Linked DNA regions of Homo sapiens: region 1 is linked to region 2. Evidence: read pairs that join two places in POLR2A ChIA-PET (ENCODE). Cell type or tissue: MCF 10A. All regions are shown on one strand. Each heading gives the region's core, and the rest is flanking DNA. Links, peaks and the distances in the headings are about the cores only.

Region 1 (12,232 bases), core at 4,648-9,647, 130 kb before region 2:
GCTCTGTCGCCCAAGCTAGAGTGCAGTGGCACCATCATAGCTCACTGCAGCCTCAACCTCCTGGGCTCCAGCGATCCTCCCATTTTGGCCTCTCAACGCGCTGGGATGACAGGCGTGAGCCACCGTGCCTGGCCTTAACAAATGTTATTATGGGAATTTGGTTGTACCAAACCATGTATCATCCACTAGGGGAAAATGGTGGTTTTAAAAAGCAACACAAAATCAAACTCTTGTGATAAAATTTGTTGCACATGCAAATGTGAAGAATCACACCTGTATTGGTTACCCTGAAGTAATTCGCCTGTGGAAAATCAAAACTTTGTGAGGTCAAAATGTTCTGAACGCTGAGGGAATCCCCACATCTTTATTTAATTTTCCTAGTTAATAGGAGTGAGACTGGGTGCAATGGTTCACGCCTGTAATCTCAACACTTTGGGAGGCTGACGTGGGAGGATTGCCTGAGGCCAGGAGTTGGAGACCAGCCTGGGCCACATAGTAAGACCCCATCTCTACAAGAAATTTTAAAAAGTTGGGCACGGTGGGGCACACCTGTAGTCCCCGCTACTTGGGAGGCTGAGGCAGGAGGATCACTTGAGCTGAGGAGATGGAGGCTGCAGTGAGCTATGATCACACCAGCCTGGGCAACAGAGCGAGATCCTGTTTTTACAAAACCTAAAATTAAAAAATTAGCTGGGAGCTGTGGTGCGCACCTGTAGTCCCAACTACTCAGGAGGCTAAGGTGGGAGGATCGCTTGAACTCAAGAGTTGGAGGCTGCAGTGAGCTGTGATCACACCAGCCTGGGTGACAAAGCGAGATCCTGTTTTTTACAAAACATAAAATTAAAAAATTAGCTGGGAGCTATGGTGAGCACAGGTAGTCCCAACTACTCAGAAGGCTGAGGCGGGAGGATCGCTTGAACTCAGGAGTTGGAGGCTGCAGTGAGCCATGATCACGCCACTGCACTTCAGCCTGGGCAACAGAGTGAGTCCCCATCTGTAAAAGCAACAACAATAACAGAAGTAGTGAAATAGACCAAAATTAGCAGAGCCAGAGTCTGATAACAGGGTGATTTGTTCTCTGACTGCTGGCATGATGCAGACCCATGTGAAAATGAGTTTGCATACCCTCCTGAGCTGGCAGAGGTGGGCAGCTGGCAGTGGGATAAGGAGTCAAAGTTGCTGTTGAAGCCCCAGATATCCCAGAGTCTACCCTTGGGTTAACCAAGCCTGGTTAATTTTTTGTGTTTTGTTGTTGTTGTTGTTGTTGTTGTTGTTGTTGTTGTTTTGAGACAGGGCCTCACTCTCACTCCCAGGCTGGAATGCAGTGGCATGATCACAGCTCACTGCAGCCTCGAACTTCTGGGCTCAAGCAGGAGCCCTCCAACCTCAGCCTTTTGAGTAGCTGGGACTACAGGCACATGCCACCATGCTCAGCTAATTTTCTCATTTTTGTAGCAACAGGGTTTGGCTATGTTGCCCAGGCTGGTCTTGAACTCCTGGCCTCAAGCAATCCTCTCGCTTCGGCCTCCCAGAGTGCTGGGATTACAAGTGCAAGCCACCGCATCCAGCCCTGAGCTAATTAGATTTTGTCCTCTCTGCTCCCACCCTGTTCTTTCACCCCCCACCTCTGTCCCAACACTGGCCCCATCTCCCTCTCTCTCCTCCCCGCCTCCATCCCTCCTTACTGGATAAGGGTCGAGGCTTCCAGCATTTGGCATTGAAGCAGTTCTCAAATAGGCCACTGAAAAAGACTTCGTGGGACTCCTCGTTTGTCAGTCGCACCCAGAAGGGAAAGATGGAGACCACCAGTATAATCAGGTAGCCTAGGGAGGTTAAGGCTGGGACTATGGCCCAGGAGAATCCCTTCATGTCCTTGTCCTCTAACGTCAGCATCACCTGTGTAAGAGAAAAGTGATCGTGGAGGTGGGACACCGACCCAAATTCTCCTGCAGCACAGAGGGAAGGAGACAGTGGCTGGGGAAATGTCAGTGCTGTGTGTGGCGCATATGTGAAACTCAGTAAATGATGATTTCTTTGCTTAACTTTACAGCCTATACACCTCTGCAGCAGACCAAAAAAAAAATGCATAAAATGCTTTCTGTCGCTAAATCACTGGGTGATCTTGGGCATGTCAGGTTCCCTCTCTGAGCCCTCTTCCTCTGGTAAACTGAGGAGGTTGAACTGGGCCATTCACAAGGCCTCCTCAGCTTTAAAGTTCTCAACTTTCAGCTGGGTGCGGTGGTTCACACCTGCAATCCCACTACTTTAGGAGGCTGAGACAGGCGGATCGCTTGAGTCCAGAAGTTCAAGACCAGCCTGGGCAACATGGCGAAACCCCGTCTCTACCAAAAATTAGCCAGGCATGGTGTTGCACACCTGTAGTCCCAGCTACTCAGAAGCCTGAGGTGAGAGGATCGCCTAAGCCCAGGAAGGTCAAGGCTGCAGTGAACCATGATCACACCACTGCCCTCCAGCCTGGGTGACAGAGCAAGACCTTGTCTCAAAAAAAAACAAAAAAAAAAATTAAATAATTTAAAAAAAAGAAAAAAACTAAAGTTCTAAGCTTTCAATTCTTTTTTTTTTTTTTTAAGATGGAGTCTCGCTGTTGTCAGCCCAGGCTGGAGTGCAATGGCACCATCTCAGCTCACTGCAACCTCTGCCTCCCAGGTTCCAGCAATACTCCTGCCTCAGCCTCCTGAGTAGCTGAGATTACAGGCGCCCGCCACCACGCCCAGCTAATTTTTGTATTTTTAGTAGAGACAGCGTTTCACCATGTTGGCCAGGCTGGTCTCGAACTCCTGACCTCAGGTGATCCACCCGCCTCAGCCTCCCAAGGTGCTGGGACTGCAGGTGTGAGCCACCATGCCTGGCCCTAAGCTTTCAATTCTATCAACAGCCACCTCTACTGGCCATCAGGACAACTCCAGCCTATTTTGCAGTCAACTGTCTTCCTTTTGGGATTTCAGACTGAGAACCAAGGGGAGATATTCAGACCAGAGCCTTAGGTGCCCTTATTCAGTGACTGGCCTTCTGACCACAGGAACTGTGGGTTTAGGTGGGGAGAGGTCCATGTGCACAGGAGGAGCCCCTGCTGAGAAATGAGCAGGTCATGTACAAACAGGAAGTTTTACAAAGAGTTCTGGTGTTTCATAGAGCCTCCTGCAGCCTGGGCCCTCAGTGAAGGATCCCTATCACGTGGAGTTCCTCCCCCAAACCCATCTTCTCTTTCATCACCATCTGTCACTAAGATGTCTCCTTTTGTGGCCAGTCACTGGTGGCTCATGCCTATAATCCCAGCATTTTGGAAGGCTGTGGTGGGAGGATCGCATGAACTCAGGAGTTTTGAGACCAGCCTAGGCAACACAGTCAGACCAGTCTCCACAAGAAATTGTTAAAAATTAGCCAGGCTGGGGGCATGTGCCTGTCTGTAGTTCCCAGCTACTTGGGAGGATGAGGCAGGAGGAACTCTTGAGCCCAGGAGTTAGAGACTGCAGTGAGCTATGATCATGCCGCCGTACTCCAGCCTGGGCAACAAAGCAAGACCTTGTCTCTGAAAGAATAAAAATTTTCAAAAGATGTCATCTTTTGAATGAGTAGTTACACCGTGGTGGGTAAGTGCTGGCTGGTCTTGTCTCAGCTTCATCACTTCCTAGCTGTGTGATCTTGGGGAAGTTGCTCAGAGTCTCAGGACCTTGCTTTCCCCATCTGGAAAAGGAAGGATATAACACCTGCCTAAGGATAAGGAAGGATATATTATAACACCTGCCCAATGATAAGAATACAACACCTGCCACTGAGAGGACCAAATGAAATAACGCATACCAAAGTGTCCAACACAGTGCTGAGCACTCAGGTGCTTGGTTAAAGTTGGGAGGGCAGGGATGGAGGGCAGACTTCTAAAATTCAGATATCCCTGTGGGAGAAGGGGCTGGAGGCCACACCCAACTTCAGGACAAATTGTTTCAACGAATCTGCTTTCCCCTCTGTCTGTGCTGAGCCTGGCAGCTCTGAGGAATGAGAGTTATCCAGCAATGGGAAGGAAGGAAGCAGGGACGGTGATTGGAGCTGCAGGGAGGGTGGGCCTGGCCAGAGGCCTCCAGGTGGCACTGTGATGACCCTCGCTACCTGGCAGTGCAGAAAGGGGGCATCAGGTGAAAGGAAGATGTGACAAGGGAGGTGCACCCCAAGATGACAGTCTTTCTTTCCAAGTCCTACCCAAAGCCAGACCTGGGGACCCTTGCCTGTGCCAGGCTGGGCTTGGCAGCATCACGGTTTTCAAGCTGTGCCTGGGCAGTAGAGAGCACAAGGCCCTCGAAGTGAGCATGCTTTCCTCCCCTGCTCCCACACCCTGTGCAAACCTTGCCCAGTGCAGACACTGGGGCCTCTACCCAATCCCCATGCAGACCCTCACTGCAGCCAGGGAAGGGGGCGTCTTTGCCCATGCAGACACTTGCTGCAGCCAGGGAAGGGGGCGTCTCTGAGAGCTACCAATGGCTATGGCTGAACAAGCCTAATGGCAGAGGGCAGAGGTGTGGCTCCCTTCCTGTACCCCCCACACCCAAGTACCCTGGTTATAAACAGGTAAACACATGTTCATCTTCGATGCTGTCAGAGTGACTTGAAAATGTTTGTACTTTCTCTTCCTTTCTGACATTCTCTAGTTTCTCTTCTTCCCACTTGAAAAATTGAATTATTCCCTTCTTTCCTTATTATATTTTGTTTTTAGATACAGGGTCTCACTCTGTCACCCAGGCTAAACCTCCTGGGCACAAGTGATCCTCCCACCTCAGCCTCCTGAGTAGCTGGGACTACAGGTGCGTGCCACCACGCCCAGCTAATTTTTTAATTTTTTGTAGAGACAGGGGTCTAACTATGTTGCCCAGGGTGTCTTAAACTCCTGAGCTTAAGTGATCTTCCTGCCTTGGCCTCCCAAAGAGTTGGGATTACAGGCTTGAACCACCACACCCAGCCCTTCCCTCTCTTTAAATGTCCCCTTTCCATCTCCCATCCACTCTCCAGGTCATACAAGTCACCCCAACCTCAGGGCTTCCACTTCCTTCTATCTAAAATGATGAAGTCTGTTGGACCAGAGGGCATTGAGGCATCCTTCTAGTATTAGAACTCAATGGGAAGGAGTCATGGCTGCATCTTGATCCTGTCCTCTGTATAGATGGGAGTACACTGGGCATTCTCATTTGATAGGGGGCACCTCTTCCTGTCTACCCCATCTCCACCTGTATGTGACTAGAAGTGATCTCTGTCTCCTTTATTTTCTACCTTTTTTTCTCTCCTTCACCCAAACCCTAGCCTTGAGCTCATGCTGGTTCTTCCCTCTCCCCAACCCCACTTCCATCTCATCAGCCTTCCTCATCTTCTCAGTTTTCCCTTCATAAAGTTCCCCAACCTTCCAACCTTCCTGTCCCCACGCCTGCCACGTCTCCCTCCACACCTGGAACATCACCGTCATCCCCAGGCTCCTCTGGCCTCTGTACCTGGTGATTTGGTTTGGCTGTGTCCCCACCCAAATCTCACCTTGCATTGTAATAATCCCCATGTGTCAAGAGCAGGGCCAGGTGGAGATAATTGAATCACGGGGGCAGTTTCCCCCATACGGTTCTCGTGGTAGTGAATAAGTCTCACAAGATCTGATGGTTTTATAAGTGGAAGTTCCCCTGCTCAAGCTCTCTCCTGCCAGCCACCATGAAAGATGTGACTCTGCTCTTCATTCGCCTTCAGCCATGATTGTGAGGCCTCTGCAGCCATGTGGTGCGAGTCAATTAAACCTATTTCCTTTATAAGTTACCCAGTCTTGGGTATGTCTTTATTAGCAGCATGAGAACAGACTAATACACCTGGGTTCCTTCCTGGGGGCGGGGGTGCCTGTTCTGCTCCCCAGATTTTCCAAACCCCACTCCCCTGAAAAGTGCAGCTTGGTGCTGTCCACTCCACGCAGCCCTCCCAGCCACTCCCTCAGCAAAAATTCACTGTGCACTTACAGGTCGCCCCACTCCCAATGTAGGCCAATGGTGGGGATTCAGAGATGAAAAAAGGCAGGAACTCAGAGGCTCTTGGAACTGCTAGGGAGAGAGACACAGAAACACATCATGTGATGCAGTGCTTTTGTCTTCACAGCCCGGGGTTACTTTGGGGCCAGGTATACCCCAGGGCACTACCCCTTATCTGTCCCATTCCCACTGCCCCCTCCACTCTCCAGTGATGAGGACCTTGTCCTCCTTTCCCTGGGCACCAGTCCAGGTCCCTCCCTGAAGCAGCCCTTAGTGCCAGCACTGGACAAGGTTACATCTTCGGATACACAACTTCAGATCCGCACGGATATAGGCCAGACTGAAAGGTCATAGATATTTGAATATAAGAGGGGATTGGTAGATCCTTTTGTACAGAAGCAGAGATGGAGAGCTGGAGAGAGGGAATGACTGGTGGAGGATTCCACAGCCCATCAGTGCTGGCACAGGGACCAGAATACTGCATCACTGCCAGGACAGTCTCACCAGCCACCAATGGCCGGCAGTTCAATTCAGTGATTCCCAAATCTGGAATTCTGTGGATCCAGAGAATGCTTTCTTATAGGCATGTGCATGTGTGAGAAAGAGAGAGAGAATGGGGGAATATACGACTGCCAACTTTTTATTTTGCCAAGAGCATTAAAAACAAAGCAACTTATCTACTGTCACTGGTTTGGTTTTTATTCAAATTTTTGTTGTTGTTCTTTTTTGAGACAGGGTCTTGTGTCACCCAGGCTGGAGTGCAGTGGTGCATTCATGCCTCCTGGGCACAAGCGATCCTCCTGCCTCAGCCTCCCGAGTAGCTGGGACTACAGGTGTATGCCATTACACCTGGCTAATTTTTTTTTTGAGATGGGGTCTTGCTATGTTGCCCAGGCAACCCCTGGGCTCAAGTGATCCTCCCACCTTTACCTCCCAAAGTGCTGAAATTACAGGCATGAGGCCCCACGTCTGGCCAAATTATTATTTTTTAAAGGACCCATGGGCCGGGTGCGGTGGCTCACGCCTGTAATCCCAGCACTTTGGGAGGCCGAGGCAGGTGGATCACGAGATCAGGAGATCGAGACCATCCTAGCTAACACGGTGAAACCCCGTCTCTACTAAAAATACAAAAAAAAAAAAAAAAAAAAAAATTAGCCAGGCGTGGTGGGGGCGCCTGTAGTCCCAGCTACTCAGGAGGCTGAGGCAGGAGAATGGCGTGAACCCGGGAGGCGGAGCTTGCAGTGAGGCGAGATCGTGCCACTGCACTCCAGCCTGGGCGACACAGCCACAGCGAGACTCCGTCTCAAAAAACAGAAAGGACCCATAACACCAGGAGGTAAGAAAAGCTGTGTACCCCGTGGTGGTGCCTGGACCAGCGTCTGAGGACCACTGGCTTGGCAGGAGGTTCCTGGACCCTAGGCCCCCTTCAGCGCCTGAGCTGCAGCCCCGCACCTCCCAGGCCCTGGCACTTAACAGGAAAGTCGGCAGCTGCTCTGGGGATGAAGGAAGTGGGCGACCTGAAGGGCATCCTGGTTTGGAATGGGAAAGAGACCTTCCCTTCCCACTGTTTCCTCCGGTCATTTGTGGCAACTTGGACTGCACATTGACCCAGGGTAGGGTCAGAGGTTCCTTCCCGTTGACAACCGTCCTCGGCCCTTTCCCCTGAATGCCAGGACTCCGCCCTTCTGTGGCCCCAAAGCCATAGGGATATTTTCAAGACCCCAAGCTGGGCCCTAACCAGGCCATCCGCCCCCAGCCCCTGCCCCGGGCGTCCCACAGCCAGTTAGGCGATGTTCGGCCTTGGGTGGGTAGGGGGACTTCCCCACATCCTCTCCCAACCTGTGGGGCCACCTTGCTCTCCCCCATACTGGTCTCCCCTCTACCCTTCCCTCCACCTGCGGCACCGTCGTAGGCGGTTTCGCGTCCCAGAGCTGGGCTGCCCTCCAGGCGGGTCACGGTGGGACCCTCGCCCTCCACTCCAGGCTCCACCGCGCTCCTGGAGCTTCCGTTGGCCCCAGAGGCCCCGGCGGGGGGTTGCCCCGACCCGGGGGAGGAGCCCACTGAGCCTGGGCCTCTGAGCGGAGCTCCAGCTCCAGCTCTGCGGAGGAGACGCGGGCTCACCTCCCTACCTGCCGCCCCGGCCACCGCAAACCTGGCGGGTGGAGGGTGGGGAAACCAGGCCCTGGCGTCTGCCCACAGTACCGGCTTCGCTCACGGGTGTGTGGGGGCGGAGGAACAGAGAGCGGGAGGGATCTGAATTCAAATCCTAGCTCTGCCATTACCAGCGTGGGGACTTTGAATAAATTTCCTGTGTCTCCTTCCTGGGTCCTGGGCTTCTAATCTGTAAAATGGGAATAATAATAGTATTAATAATATGGTGTTAATAGTATTAACACTATTATATTAATGATATACTATTAACACTATTATATTAGTAATATAGTGTTGAGTGTTAACACTTATATTAATAATATAGCGTTAATAGCATTAACACTATTGTATTAATAATATAGGGTTACTATTAACACTGCTATATTAATAATACATGATTAACACTATTAATCATATAATAGTGTTAACACTATAATATTAACAATATAATATAGTGTTAACACTATTATAGTGTTAACACATATTATATTAATAACACTATTATATTAATAATAATTGTTAATAATATAGTGTTAACAGTATTATAATTATATTAATAATTAATAACACTCGTATATTAATATTATAATTAATAATAATAAAGTGTTAATAGTATTAACACTATTATATTAATGATAATAGTGTTAACACTATTAATAATGTAATAGTATCTACACTATAATAATAATATAGTGTTTCATAATATAGTGTTAGGCCGGGCGCGGTGGCTCACGCCTGTAATCCCAGTCCTTTGGGAGGCCAAGGCAGGCGGATCACGAGGTCAGAAGATCGAGACCATCCTGTCTAACACGGTGAAACCCCGTCTCTACTAAAAAATACAAAAAATTAGCCGGGCGTGGTGGGGGCGCCTGTAGTCCCAGTTACTCGGGAGACTGAGGCAGGAGAATGGTGTGAACCTGGGAGGCGGAGCTTGCAGTGAGCAGAGATGGCACCACTGCACTCCAGCCTGGGCGACAGAGCAAGACTCTGTCTCAAATAATAATAATAATATAGTGTTAACACTATTATATTAATAATATAGTGCTAACACCATTATATTAATAATATAGTGTTAATAGTATTAACATTATTATATTAATAATATAGTGTTAACACATATTAGTAATGTAGTGTTAACACTATCATATTAAAAATATAGTGTTAGTAGTATTAACTCTCATATTAATAACAGTGTTAACACTATTATATTACTAATATAGTGTCAATAGTATTAACATTATTATATTAATAGTAGCACACTGTGATATTACTAATATCTGTAATGTTAATGATATTCAGTGTTAGCACACTGTGGTATTACTAACATCTATGATATTCATAGTATTCAGTGTTAGCACACTGTGATATTACTAATATTTGTGACATTAATAATATCCAGCGTTAGCACACTGTTAACACACTGTGATATTACTAATATCTATATTATCTATCATATTAGTGATATCCAGTGTTAGCACACTGTATTAACACACTGTGATATTACTAATATCTGTGATATTAATAATATCCAGTGTTAGCACACTGTGCTATTACCAATATTTGTGACATTAATAATTTCCAATGTTGGCACACTGCAATGTTAATAATATCTATGATACTAAAAATATCCAGTGTTAGCACCCTGTGTTGTGTTAATAATGTCTATGATATTAATAATATCAAGTGTTAGCACCCTGTGATGTGTTAATAATAATATGATATTAATAAAATCTAGTATTAGCACCCTGTGACTTGCTAATAATAATATCCAGTGTTTGCACCCTGTGTTGTGTTAATATCAATGATATTAATAATATCCAGTGTTAGCACACCGTGATAATAATATCCAGTGTTAACACAGTGTTAGCACATTGTGATATTAATAATTTATATGATATTCATAATATCCAGTGTTAGCACACTGTGTTAGCAAAATGTGATATTAATATCTATGATCTTCATAGTGTCCAGTGTTAGCACACTGTGATATTAATATTATCTATGATATTCATAATATCCAGTGTTTGTTAGCACACTGTGTTATCATACCATATTATTCATAATATCCATGATATTAATGCTGATATCCAGTGTTAACACACTATGTTAACACACTGTGATACTATTCATAGTATCTGTGATATTATTACTAACACACATTAGATATTAATACTAATATCCAGTGTTAACACACTGTTATATTACTCAGAATATTCATGATATTACTACTAATGTCCAGTGTTAACACACTGTGATATTTTTCATGATATCACTAATATCCAGTGTTGACACACTGTGTTAACACACTGTGATATTATTCCTAATATCCACAATATTACTACTGATATCCACTGTTGTTAACACACGGTGATATTATTCATAATATCCAGTGTATTACTATTGATATCCAGGGTGTTAATACAATTAATATCCATGATATTATGAATAATATCACCCTGTGATATCCAGGATGATATCCTGATACTGATCCACTACTGATACCCAAGATGTTAACACATTGTGTTAACACCCTGTGATATTATTCATAATGTCTATGATGTTACTACTGATATCCAGGGTGTGAACACACTGTGTTAGCACCCTGTGATATTATTCATAATATCCATGATATTACTACTGACATCCAGGGTGATAATGCAGTGTTAACACACTGTGTTATGTTTGTAACATCATCGATATCACTACTGACATCCAGTGTTTCACACTGTGATATTAATGAAATATCGCTGTTACATTTATAATATACAGTGTTTCCACACTGTGCTATGTATGAAATATAGTATCCAGTGTTTCCACACTGTGCTATGAATGAAATATTATACTATCCAGTGTTTTCATACCGTGCTATGAATGAAATATTATAATATCCGGTGTTTCCAAACTGTGCAATGAATGAAATATTATACTATGCAGTGTTTCCAAACTGTGCTATGAATGAAATAATATTCAGTGTTTCCACACTGTGCTATGAATCAAATATTATAATATCCAGTGTTTCCACACTATGCTACGAATGAAGTATTATAATATTCAGTGTTTCCACACAGGGATATGAATGAAATATTATATTACGCAGTGTTTCCGCACTGTGCTATGAATGAAATATTAAAATATCCAGTGTTTCCAAACAGGGATATGAATGAAGTATTAAAATATCCAGTGTTTCCACATAGGGATATGAATGAAATACTAAAATATCCAGTGTTTCCACAAAGGGATATAAATGAAATATCGCTGTGATATTTATAATATCCACTGTTCCCACACAGGAATAAAGTTGAAATCCTGCTGTGATATTTATAATATCCAGCGTTTCCACACAGAGATATAAATGAGATATAGCTGTGATATATATAATATCCAGTGTTTCCACATAGGGCTATAAATGAAATATCGATGATATTTATAATATCCACTGTTTATACATAGAGATACAAATGAAATGTCCCTGTGATATGTATAATATCCAGTGTTTCCGCACTGTGATATGAATAAAATATCACTGTAAGATGTATAATATCCAGTGTTTACACACTGTGATATTAATGAAATATCGGTTCTGATATTTCTCAGTTTACACACTGTGATATTAATGAAATACCCCTTCTGATATTTTTCATATCATGGTGTTTACACAGAGTATTTACACACTGTGATATTAATGAAATATCGCTTCTAATATTTTTCATATCACTGTGTTTACACAGTGTTTACACACTGTTATTAATGAAATATCGCTATTTATCATATCATAGTGTTTACACAGTGTTTACACACTTTGATATTAATGATATATCGCTTCTGATATCATATCACAGTGTTTACACAGACCATTCACACACAGTGATATTCATGAAATATCGCTGCTGATATATCACAGTGTTTACACAGTGTGATATAAATGAAATATCACTTCTGATATTTTTTATATCACGGCATTTACACAGAGTGTTTACACACTGTGATATTAACGGTATATCGCTTCTGATATTTATCATATTACAGAGTTTACACACCGTGATATTAATGAAATACCGCTTCTGAAATTTATCATA
Region 2 (12,232 bases), core at 4,148-9,147:
CAAACCTGCTGACGGCTCCGAATCTCCGCCAAGCCGCCTCCACCAGGGGCTGGGCTCTCCTCTCGGGGTTCCCGGGCCTGACCCGAGGTCTGTCTGGTCCGCGCCCCTCGGCGAATCACCCCTTACCGGAGGAACAGACACAACCACTCTGGCAGCCTCAGAGCCTCTCGCTGGCTCCACCTGCGCGCGCCGAGCGAAGCGTCCCAGCCAGCGGCCCCTCTAGGACCGCGGAGGCTTCACGACTCTCTTGTCAGACAAAGAGAGTGGCGCCCGCGCGAGTGGGCCCGAACCAATCAACGGCCGCCCTCCCCGCCCAGGCCAATCAACGGCCGGAGACAGCACCGAGAGAGTCACGTGATGGACAGGGCCCCGCCCCTCCTGTTTAATCGTAACATAATTTAGAATTATTCTATGATTCAAGAGCGACACAATTCGTTTCTTTGGCTGTGTGTTTGTGGAGGGGAGTAAGGTTATCAGATAAAAGAAGAAAAATGGGCCAGGCGCGGTGGCTTACGCCTGTAATCCCAGCACTTTGGGAGGCAGAGGCCGGCGGATCAGGTCAAGAGATTTAGATCATCCTGGCCAACATGGTGAAACCCCTTCTCTACTAAAAATACAAAAAAATTGCCGGGCGCGGTGGCTCACGCCTGTAATCCCAGCACTCTGGGAGGCCGAGGCGGGTGGATCACCTGAGGTCGGGAGTTCGATACCAGCCTGACCAACAATGGAGAAACCCGTCTCTACTAAAAATACAAATAAAATTAGCCGGGCATGGTGGTGCCTGCCTGTAACCCCGGCTACTCGGGAGGCTGAGGCAGGAGAAGCGCTTGAACCCGGGAGGCGGAGGTTGCGGTGAGCCGAGATTGCGCCACCGCACTCCAGCCTGGGTGACAGAGCGAGACTCCGTCTCAAAAAAAAAAAAAAAAAAAAAAAAATTAGCTGGGCATGGTGGCGGCGTGCCTGTAGTGCCAGCTACTCGGGAGGCTGAGGCAGGAGAATCACTTGAACTCGGGAGGCGGAGCTTGCAGTGAGCCGAGATCCCACCACTGCACTCCAGACTGGCGACAGAGCGAGACTCTGTCTCAAAAAAAAAAAAAAGAATATTAGATCTTAATTAAAAGGATAATTGTGTGGCTTATGTAAATTACCCCCAAAATACAGTTTTAATGTGAGTAAGGGGTTAATTTTTTTTCTTTTTTTTTTGAGACAGTCTCGCTCTCGCCCAGGCTGGAGTGCAGTGGCGCGATCTCGGCTCACTGCAAGCTCCGCCTCCCGGGTTCACGCCATTCTCCTGCGTCAGCCTCCTGAGTAGCTGGGACTACAGGCGCCCGCTACCACTCCCGGCTAATTTTTTTTGTGTGTGTGTTTTTAGTAGAGACGGGGTTTCACCATTTTGGCCAGGCTGGTCTCGAACTCCTGACCTCAAGTGATCCGCCTGCCTTGGCCTCCCAAGTTTTGTTTGTTTTTTATTTCTTCTAAACAAAACAAAACAAACAGGATACACGTGCAGAACGTGCAGGTTTGTTACATGTGCCATGGTGGTTTGCTGCACCTATTGACCCATCCTCTAAGTTCCCTCCCCTTACCCCCGACTCCCCAAAAGGCCCAGGTGTGTGTTGTTCCCCTCTCTGTGTCCATGCGTTCTCAATATTCAATTCCCACTTATGAATGAGAACATGCTGTGTTTGGTTTTCTGTTCCTGTGTTAGTTTGCTGAGGCTGATGGCCACCAGCTTCATCCATGTCCCTGCAAAGGACAGGATCTCATTCCTTTTTGTGGCTGCTTAGTATTCCATGGTGTATTTGTACCACATTTTCTTTATCCAGTCTACCACTGATGGGCATTTGGGTTGGTTCCATGTCTTTGCTATTGTAAATAGTGTTGCAATAAACATATGTGTGTTGGCTGAGTGCAGTGGCTCACGCCTGCAATTCCAGCACTTTGGGAGGTCAAGGCAGGCAGATTACCTGAGATCAGGAGTTCGAGACCAGCCTGGCCAACATGGTGAAACCCCGTCACTACTAAAAATACAAAAATTAGCCGGGCTCGGTGGCAGGAGTATGTAATCCCAGCTACTCGGGAGGCTGAGGCAGGAGAATCGCTTGAACCCAGGAGGCGGAGGTGGCAGGGAGCCGAGATTGTGCCATTGTACTCCAGCCTGGGTGACAGAGTGAGACTCTGTCTCATAAATAAATAAATAAAATAAAATAAAAAATAAAAGAGATGGGGTCTTGCTATGTTGCCCAGGCTGGTCTCAAACTCCTGGGCTCAAACGATCCTCCCATCTCGACCTCCCAAAGTTCTGGGATTACAGGCATGAGCCATCGCACCTGGCTCCTGTTGGCTTTAACAGAAAACAGGAACACTCAGTACTCCAGGTTCAAGACATTTGAACATAGGGAAGGCAGTGAGGTCAGGCCTGGCCACCCCTAGGGAGAGGACAAGGAACTCAGTCCAGCAGGTCGTTCCAGGAATACGAATGTGGGGAGGGAGCCGGATGACACGTCAGGCCAGCGCAGTCCCATAGGAGCGGCTCGGGGAAGACAACTGACTTCCTCCTCATTTGTTTTGAATAACGCTTTGTGCTAGTGGTGCTGGAACTTCAAATGCTGGAGATCAGGCTGCACCACCAATGCTTCTCCAAGGATAGCAGCCCCCAGGGTGGGCAGGTAGTTTTTGGATTGGGAAGGCAACTATTTCCCGAGCTCTGAACCGTTTTATTTATTTTTTCATTTAGAGACAGTGTCTCACCTTGTCACCCAGGTTGGAGTGTAGTGGCACAATGATAGCTCACTGCAGCCTCGACCTGCGCTCAAGGGATCATCCCGCCTCAGCCTCCTAAGCAGCAGCTGGTACTACAGGTATGCACCACTACACCTGGCATTTTTGCTTTTGCTTTTATCGTTGTTTTTTGTTTGTTTGTTTGTTTATTTTTTTATTTTTATTTTTTTTTTGAGAGACGGTTTTGATACGTTGCCCAGGCTGGTCTTGAACTCCTGGGCTCAAGCAATCTGCCCGCCTCAGCCTCCCAAAGTGCTCCTGCACTGTTTTAAGGTCCTGTCTGAAGTCCTGTGAATGTACTGTCTGAGGCACAGTCCTGATAAATCCTGCTACAGATGTGAACAGCACGACCTAAGTATTGGTTCTGAATTTTTCCTCACACTTTAGCTAAGGTGCCGGTCCACTGCTGAAGTACCTACGCAAATAAATCTTTAGGGCTAAAGAACAGAAAATACAGTGTCCAAGGTTGAGAGTTACCGGCAAGCTATAACTCCTGTTGGCTAAAGAAAGGGATGATCACATGTTTGACCCCGACGTGATTTGAACACGCAACCTTCTGATCTGGAGTCAGACGCGCTGCCGTTGCGCCACGAGGTCTTGGAAACCTAACTTTTTTGTGCTTTAGATGGACCCTAAAGAGTTCTTTTTCCCTTTTGTAATTCAGAGGGAAGTGTAAAAGTAAACGAAACAGGATAGAAGCAGACGCCACCACGGGGTTCGGGAATAATCCTCTTGTCATTCGGGAAAATTCACCTGCCTCGGGCTGTGTAGTCTCCTAAGGAGACACGTTTGGGAAGCCACAGTGGAAAATGTTTCACGCAGCTTAGCAGAGAAGGCTGGGGCGGGGTTGTCAGGGATCCGGATTCTCTTCTCCCCAGCCCTCTGCTTGGGGAGCACTAAGAATTTGCACGAGGGCCAGATCAACGAAAGAGTACTATGTTCAAGCTGGGGGCGGTGGCTCACGCCTGTAATCCCAGCAGTTTGGGTGGCCGAGGCTAGGCGGATCACCTGAGGCCAGGAGTTCGATACCAGCCTGGCCAACATGGTGAATCCCCGTCTCTACTAAAAATATAAAAATTAGCCGGGCGTGGTGGCGGGTGCCAGTAATCCCAACTACTCGGGAGGCTGAGGCAGAATCGCTTCAACTCGGGAGGCGGAGGTACAGGGAGCCGAGATCGCGCCATTGCACTCCAGCCTGGGCGACAGAGCGGGACTCCGTCTCTTACCAAAAAAAAAAAAATTATCTTTGGAATAATCTGCTCCCTCCAACCCACCCCCACCTTCCCCGAAACAACCCCAGTTCATTAACTAAAACGTTGGCATTTATACATATACAAATCACAGCTCCTGCGCCCTCAGTCCTTCCATCCACCCCAGGGGATCGGGCATTGGCGTAGCTTCCCTCCGGCCTCTTCCCGGGGCCTCCCTGGATTCCAGTGTGCGGATCCTGGGCTCCGGCGGCTCTGCGTCCCCGCGAGTGTCCGGCCTGGGGAAGGGGCGGGGGCGCGGGTGCCACTGGCCACTCCTGCCTTTTGCTGCTCTCCTGCACGTCCCACGGAACAGCGGCCCCCTCAGCTTCCCCTGCCCCAGCCCTCAAGTCCATCAGCTCCCGGAGGCTGCCTCTGCCCGGACACAGTGCAGTCGGGTCTCTTCGGTCCCTCGTAGTCTTCCAGGTCCCATACTCGCACCCTGCAGGAGGATTCCCTGGGTGGACCAGGAAGGTCCCCAGGCCGATTCCTGCCCCACGGAGGACCTGACACCTGGGGTCCGGCAGACCCCATCCCTGATCCTTCCTGCGGGGCCCTCTGCCCCAGCCCTGGCATCTGCCCCAGCCCTGGGGAGTGGGAGTTACATAGGCCCTGGTGCAATGGGCAGGGTTTTTCCTGGGGGTTCAGTTGCTTAGGGACGCAGCCCAAGGCGGGTAATAAACTCCTAAGACTACATTATACCCGCATTATACCGTGGATGGTCAACACACACCGCAAGGAGCAAGTGAAATAAACTTTGAAGACAGAGAGTTCAAGGGTGCAAGGAACCGTTGAGAACACTCCTACCGCAGTACACTACTATATTTGCTGGGGTTGGTTGGTTTGTTTGGAGACAAGTTCTCACTCCATCACCCAGGCTGCAGTGCAGTGGCCCCATCTCTGCTCACTGCAACCTCCGCCTCCCAGGTTCAAGCAATTCTCCCGCCTCAGCCTCTGGAGTAGCTGGAATGACAGGCGCATATCACCACGCTTGGCTACTTTTTGTATTTTTAGCAGAGATGAGGTTTTGCCATGTTGAGGAGGCTGATCTCGAACTCCTGATCTCAGGTGATCCGCGCACCTTGGCCTCCCAAAGTGCTGGGATTACAGGCGTGAACCACCGCGACCAGCCTGGTTTTTTTTTGTTTGTTTGTTTTTTGTTTTTTTTGAGACAGAGTCTTGCTCTGCCGCCCAGGCTGGAGTGCAGTGGCTTGACCTCCGCTCGCTGCAACCTCCACTTCCCAGGTTCAAGTGATTCTCCTGCCTCAGCCTCCCAAGTAGCTGGAATTGCAGGCACCTGCCACCGCGCTCAGCTAATTTTTTTCGTATTTTCACCATGTTGGCCCGGCTGGTTTTGAACACCTGACCTCAAGTGATCCGCCCACCTCTGCCTCCCAAAGTGCTAGGATTACAGGCGTGAACCACCGCACCTGGCCTGTTTGTTTTGTTTTGTTTTTTTAACCATTTTTAATTCCCACTGGCGATGCTGGCCGTGCTTTCACACACCTATAATTGTATATGCGATTTTCACTGCCTGGGGAGAAGGGAAGCAGACATGGAGGAGCCCCACAATGCCACCTCTGAAACAAGAAATGTAGCAGAATGAACTGAACGAGGGTGGCATTTATTTGGCAAGTTATGACTACAAGACCTGCTCTCGAGGTTGTTTTAAAAATCGGAGGCCCGGCGCGGTGGCTCACGCCTGTAATCCTAGAACTTTGGGAGGCCGAAGCGGGTGGATCACGAGGTCAGGAGATTGAGACCATCCTGGCTAACATGTTGAAACCCCGTCTCTACTAAAAATACAAAAAAATACAAAAAATTAGCCAGGCGTGGTGGTGGGCGCCTGTAGTCCCAGCTACTCGGGAGGCTGAGGCAGGAGAATGGAGTGAACCCCGGAGGTGGAGCTGGCAGTGAGCCGAGATCGCGCCACTGCACTCTAGCCTGGGTGACAGAGCGAGACTCTGTCTCTAAATAAATAAATAAATTAATTAAAATAATCAAAATTGAAGTAGCCCGGGCAGTGTGGTTCATGCCGGCAGTTCCAGTATTTTGGGAGGCCGAGGTAGGAGGAACGCTCGAGGCCAAGAGTTTAAGAGCAGTCTAGGCAACATAGGGAGACGCCTTCTCTACAAAATATAATTAGCTGGGCGTGGTGGCGTGCACCTGTAGTCCCAGCTACTTCGGAGGTGGAGGAAGAACGCTTGAGGCCAGGAGTTCAAGACCAGCCTGAGCAAAATAGAGAGCCTCTACCCCCACTCCTCACCACACTGTTTCCACCAAAAAAAAAAAAAAAAAAAAAAAAAAAAAAAAAAAGCTGGAAGTGGTGATGTGAGCCTGTAGTCCTAGCTACTTGGGAGGCTGAGATGGGTGGATCGCTTGACTCCGGGAGTTCAAGGCTGCAGTCAGCCGTGATCAAGCCACTGTCTGAAAAGTAAATGCTCGTCTGAAAAGTAAAAAATAAAAATAAAAATAGACTGGGCGCGGTGGCTCACGCCGGTAACCCCAGAACTTTGGGAGGCCGAGGCGGGGGGATCACGTGAGGAAAGGAGTTCAAGGCCAGCCTGGCCAACATGGTGAAACCCTGTCTCTACTAAAAATACAAAAATTAGCTTGCTGTGCTGGTGCACGCTTGTAGTCCCAGCGCGGCCTCTTCCCACCTTTTAAGGTAGAGAGCCCAGGCTGAGGCGCCCCTCTCTCTAACTGCAGGACCCTCGGATTTTTGCTGTCCAGGCACCTCGCCCTTCGCTTCATGGCCTTCTAGTAGTTCCAGGGTGTTCGCAGTTGTGACCTGCTTCCCGTGAGCCTCTGCTCTACGCCCCTGGATGGGGCGTGCATTCCCTACCCAGCAGCCCTCGCGCGGTCCGGCACAGCGGACACCAGGACTCCAAAATGGCGTCAGTTGGTGAGTGTCCGGCCCCAGGTAAGGCTGTTTGGACTCCGTGGTGGAAGCAGGAGCCAGGGTCCAGGGTCCAGAGCCACACTGGGAGAGAAGGAAGCTGCGGAGCTGCCTGCCCTTTGCTCAGGCACTTCGCCACGACCTCACTTGAGGCGCGCCAGACCCCGCTCCGCCTGCCCAGGCGCGCCTTCCTGCTGCCCAGGGCCTGCGCCAACCGGGTTAGGCGTGGAGGGTGAAGGCATCTGGGGCACGCGCTTCTGGGCCTGGGAATGCGCCGCCTTGGGCCACTGTTCCTCTTTCCGCTAAGAAATAGCCGCTTCCCTCTCCCGCTGCGACCCAGTTGCTTTGCACTTGAATGTTAGGCGCAGCTTTTGCCCTTTTTTCCCAAGGCTTAAGCTCAGATGAAGCTCCAGGAGGAGCTCAGGACTAGGACTGTACCTGATACCATGTAAGGTTCGATGCATATATGTTGAATCAGAGAGGCGAGGTGACCTGTTCAAGGTCACAACTCGTGCGAGGGCTGAGCTGGTATTCAAACCTGAGGATTCGTGGTAAATGAACTTTATTCTCTAGGACGGCCTTATGACTAGCAGGCTTTTCCGAGACACCCATGTGTAAATCGCTACATTCATCCCGCTGTGCACACTGATGATTTTTGTTTGTTTGTTTTTGAATAGTTAGCCCTAGATGCTCCATAGTAGCCTTGTCAGAGAGTCCTTGTTGGGAAAGTCGATTCCATTTTACAGATGAGGGAAATAACTGTTCGGGATGTGGTGTGGCCTCTCTGAGGTCACACAGCCTGATAGTGGCAGAGTTTTGATTAACACATGTGTGTCTTAGCTCAGTTTCTGGTTTTTTTTTATCATTTTTTTTTTGAGATGGCGTTTCGCTCTTGTCGCCCAGGGTGGAGTGCAATGGTGTGATCTCGGCTCACTGTAACCTTTGCCTCCTGGGTTCAAGCGATTCTCCAGCCTCAGCCTCCGAGTAGCTGGGATTACAGGCGCAGGCCACCATGCCCAGCTAATTTTTGTATTTTTAGTAGAGACGGGCTTTCACCACGTTGGCCAGGCTAGTCTTGAACCCCTGACCTCAGGTGATCCATGTACCTCGGCCTCCCAAAGTGCTGGGACTACAGGTGTGAGCCACTGCGTTTCTGTATTCTTTTTTTTTGACATGGAGTCTCACGCTGTCGCCCAGGCTAGAGTGCAGTAGCTGATCTCGTCTCTGCAACCTCTGCCTCCCAGGTTCAAATGATTCTGCTGCCTCAGCCTCCCAAGTATCTGGGATTACAGGCACACACCAGTACCTACGCCCGGCTAATTTTTTTTTGTATTTTTAGTAGAGATGGGTTTCGCCACGTTGACCAGGCTGGTCTCAAACTCTTGACCTCAAGTGAGTCACCTGCTTCGACCTCCCAAAGTGTTGAGATTACCAGCGTGAGCCACTGCGCCTGACCTCTGGTTTGTTTTTTTGAGATGGAGTCTCGCTCTGTCGCCCAGGCTGGAGTGCAGTGGCGCGATCTCAGCTCACTGCAAGCTCTGCCTCCCGGGTTCACGCCATTCTCCTGCCTCAGCCTCCTGAGTAGCTGGGACTACAGGCGCCCGCCACCCCGCCCAGCTAATTTTTTGTATTTTTAGTAGAGACAGGGTTTCACTGTGTTAGCCAGGATGGTCTCGATCTCCTGACCTTGTGATCTGCCCACCTCAGCCTCCCAAAGTGCTGGGATTACAGGTGTGAGCCACTGCGCCCGGCCTCCGGCCTCTGTATTCTTAATCTCAGCCTAGAGAAATGAAGAGGGGTTCAGAATAGATGAGAGGGAAGCTGTTTTCCCCTCAGTAAAATGGGCATAATAGCATTCGTCGTACACGGTAGTTGTGTTAAGGAGACAACCTGTGAAAAGTGAACACTGGGGCATTTTGTTTAAGCATAGGGCTGTGGTCAAGAGCTCTGAACTAAGGATCAATCGATTTAGCATGTGAAAGACACTTGGAACGCTGCGTGGCCCACAGTGAGTACTCAGTCGGTGTGAGCTGGTCATCCCAGCCTTTACTTTGTGACCTTTAGGCAGGGTCATGTCACATGCCTGGCCTATTCAGCATCACCCCCGGTGAAGAAATTGGAGTCCATGTCTCTTAGGTATTGATGATCTTTTAGGTAGTGTCTGTCACCAGAGGACAAAGACAGTATTTCATGAGCACATAAAGTGAGGGAAATATGAATTAGCAGCAGTAGATAAGATCGCGGTTGGCAAACTATGGCCAGTGAGTTGGATTTCGTGTGGCCTGTTTTTGTCTGGCCATGAGCTCAGAATGGTTTTTTTGTTTTTATATTTTATTTTTATTTATTTATTTATTTTTTGAGATGGAGTCTTGCTTTTGTCGCCCAGGCTGCAGTGCAATAGCACGATCTCAGCTCAGTGCAACCTCCACCTCCCAGGTTCAAGTGATTCTCCTGCCTCAGCCTCCCAAGTAGCTGGAATTGCAGGTGCCCGCCACCACACCCGGCTAATTTTTGTATTTTTAGTAGAGATGGGGTTTCGCCATTTTGGTCAGGCTGGTCTCAGACTCCTGAGCTCGTGATCCTCCTGCCTTGGCCTCCCAGAGTGCTGGGATTACAGACGTGAGCCACTGTACAGGGCCTAGAATGGTTTTTTGTTTTTATTTTATTTATTATAGAGATGGGGTCTCAAACTCCTGGCCTCAAGCAGTCCTCCCATCTCGGCCAAAGTGTTGGGATTACTGGCGTGAGCCACTGCATTGGGTCATTTTCTGTTTTTAAAAAGATTGTTTAAAAATAAAATAGACTATGCTATGAAGACCTTATGTGGCCTGCAAATCCAAAAATCTTTATTCTCTGGACAACCCCCAGGTTGGATTTAGCACTCAGGAGAGACTTGCTATTTCCATGTGGCTTCATAGTAATGAACAGTATGTTTCCTCTCGAGGATCTGTGGTTCTACAACCATTACTGAGAATCTGTCGTGTACCAAGAAGTGGTGGGGATATTCGCACCTTCAGGTAGCTCATAACCAGGCAGAAAGGTGGTAATAGTTCTCATTTACATAGTACCTAGGGCCAAGTACCAAGGATTTCACAAAGGAGGAAACTGAGAAGGAGTAGTACCTTGCCCAAGGGCACACACCTACAAAATGGCATTAAACCCAGAATGGCACTAGACCCAAGGGTCTGCTCTGTCTCTGAACTCTACTGGGTCTCTTTATGTGACCCAGTGATTGCAGATGGAAGCTTCAGTGCTGCAGAGGAGCGGGTGTGTGTAGAGTTGGGGTGGGAGTTCCAATAGGGCAACCAAGGACTGAGGCCTTCCTTTGCCTTCCAGTGAAAGAGAAATTCGTGGAATAAGTATAGATGCATCTTGGATGAACTGGATAGTCCCTTGCAGTGGCACGATCTTGGCTCACTGCAACCTCTACCTCCCAGGTTTAAGCGATTCTCCTGTCTCAGCCTCCCGAGTAGCGGGGACTACAGGCACACGCCACCATGCCCAGCTAATTTTTGTATTTTTAGTAGAGATGAGGTTTCACTATGTTGGCCAGGCTGGTCTTGAACTCCTGACCTCGTGATCTGCCTGCCTTGGCCTCCCACAGTGCTGGGATTACAGGCGTGAGCCACCGTGCCCTGCCAAATGTGTTAGGTTTTTGTTTGTTTTTGACACGGATTCTTGCTCTGTCACCCAGGCTGGAGTGTAGTGGCACAATCTCAGCTCACTGCAAGCTCCGCCTCCCAGGTTCACGCCATTCTCCTGCCTCAGCCTCCCTAGTAGCTAGGACTACAGGCGCCCGCCACCACACCTGGCTAATTTTTTTTTTTTTTTTTTTTTTTTTTTTTTAGTAGTGATGGGGTTTCACCATGTTAGCCAGGATGGTCTCGATTTCCTGACCTCAGGATCTTCCCGCCTCAGCTTCCCAAAGTGCTGGGATTACAGGCGTGAGCCACCGTGCCCGGCCCCTGATGTGTTGGTTTTAAGGAAACACCCTTGTCTTCATAATACAGAGATAGAACTAGGAAGAAAAACAAGTTGTAAATTGTTGCCTTTTTTCTCCTGTGATGTGCCAGGCTCCATGCCAGCCCCTGAACATGGTAATGAGATGCAGAATATGTCTGCATAGTTTATGTGAATGTGAAAAAATGGCTTCACTGGATCAGGAAGTGAGTTTTCTGGCCTGGTGCGGTGGCTCATGCCTGTAATCCCAGCACTTTGGGGGGCCGAGGTGGGCAGATCGCCTGAGGTCAGGAGTTCGAGACCAGCCTGGCCAACATGGTGAAACCCTGTCTCTACTAAAAATACAAAAATTAGCTGGGTGTCGTGGCGCATGCCTGTAGTCCCAGCTACTCAGGAGGCTGAGGCAGGAGAATCGCTAGAACCAGGAGGTGGAGGTTGCAGTGAGCCGAGATCATGCCACTGCACTCCAGCCTGGGCAGGTGCAGTGGCGTGATCTCATGGTGCAGTTTCACCATGTTGGCCAGGCTGGTCTCAAACTCCTGACCTCAAGTGATCTGCCTGCCTCGACCTCCCAAAGTGCTGGGATTATAGTGTGAACTACTGTGCCCTGGCCTCCCTCAGCAGACTCTTGAGGCTGGTCCTGACAGAGCCTTAGTCTTTCCTTTGATCTCAAAATGGAGAAGAAACCTTGGGATTATTTAATCTGGCTCCTCTTGTGGTTATCTTTGAGAAGGCACCGTGGTCCTAGACTCTTTGCCCTCAATAGGACATCTGCTAAAAGCTTTTTAAAACTTATCATTAGCTGGGTGTGGTGGCACACACCTGTAGTCCCAGCTGTTCAGGAGGTTGAGGCAGGAGGATCACTTGAGTCCAGGAGGCTCAGTGAGGCTGCAGTGAGCTGTGACCACACCTGTGAATAACCAGTGCACTCCAGCCTGGGTAATGGAGTGAGACCCTGTCTCTCAGAAATAAATAAATAAATCTTTGCAGGGAGAACAGGGGAGACGATTCCTTTCTTAAATGCATCTCCTTGACGCCCACAGGCCCACCCACTCCCTGGCCCTCCATAGTCTCCTCCTGGGCCCAAATGTGAGGACAGTACAGCCTCAGCCAGGAGCCCTTCTGATTCCTTGTTCTCAGACTCCCATTGGAATACGATCTGGGGCCGTTCAGTCATTTGGAGTGGTTTTTCGTCACTTGACTTCTCGGAATGTGTTATCTCTTATTTTTATCTCTGGAAATTGTTGGTGTCCGTGGTCCCAGGATGCTGGAGGTGGAAATTCCTTGGGTTTCTTTCATTATACTTGCTCGGGCTGGCCCATCTGGTGAGTCTGCCAGCTGTGTG

The links. Peaks named below come from ENCODE experiments on the same cell type or tissue, not always from the same donor. Only the 100,000 strongest peaks of a DNase experiment are listed, where the experiment ranks them.
Region 1: POLR2A ChIA-PET joins it to region 2 with 5 read pairs; 4 of 35 experiments call an interaction of 5 or more read pairs at or near these places.

The regions. Positions count from the first base shown.
Region 1 is chr7:99,594,050-99,606,281 of GRCh38, reverse strand. It overlaps TMEM225B (transmembrane protein 225B), which reads right to left and starts at 8,015. Exons shown (of 6, transcript NM_001195541.3): 1 at 7,901-8,015; 2 at 5,997-6,077; 3 at 1,686-1,896. The coding sequence starts at 1,893. In MCF 10A, for the core only: no CTCF peak of the experiment used is centred there; no DNase peak of the experiment used is centred there.
Region 2 is chr7:99,460,830-99,473,061 of GRCh38, reverse strand. ATP5MF-PTCD1 (ATP5MF-PTCD1 readthrough) reads left to right here and starts at 6,895. Exons shown (of 9, transcript NM_001198879.2): 1 at 6,895-6,933. The coding sequence starts at 6,921. ATP5MF (ATP synthase membrane subunit f) reads left to right here and starts at 6,895. Exons shown (of 4, transcript NM_004889.5): 1 at 6,895-6,951. The coding sequence starts at 6,921. ZNF789 (zinc finger protein 789) reads right to left here and starts at 172. Exons shown (of 5, transcript NM_213603.3): 1 at 6-172. It overlaps TRW-CCA5-1 (tRNA-Trp (anticodon CCA) 5-1), which reads right to left and starts at 3,378; the gene lies at 3,307-3,378. RefSeq lists enhancers at 1-172, 463-552, 6,707-6,826, 6,493-7,108, 7,109-7,726 and 2 more. In MCF 10A, for the core only: no CTCF peak of the experiment used is centred there; a DNase peak (open chromatin) is centred at 6,851.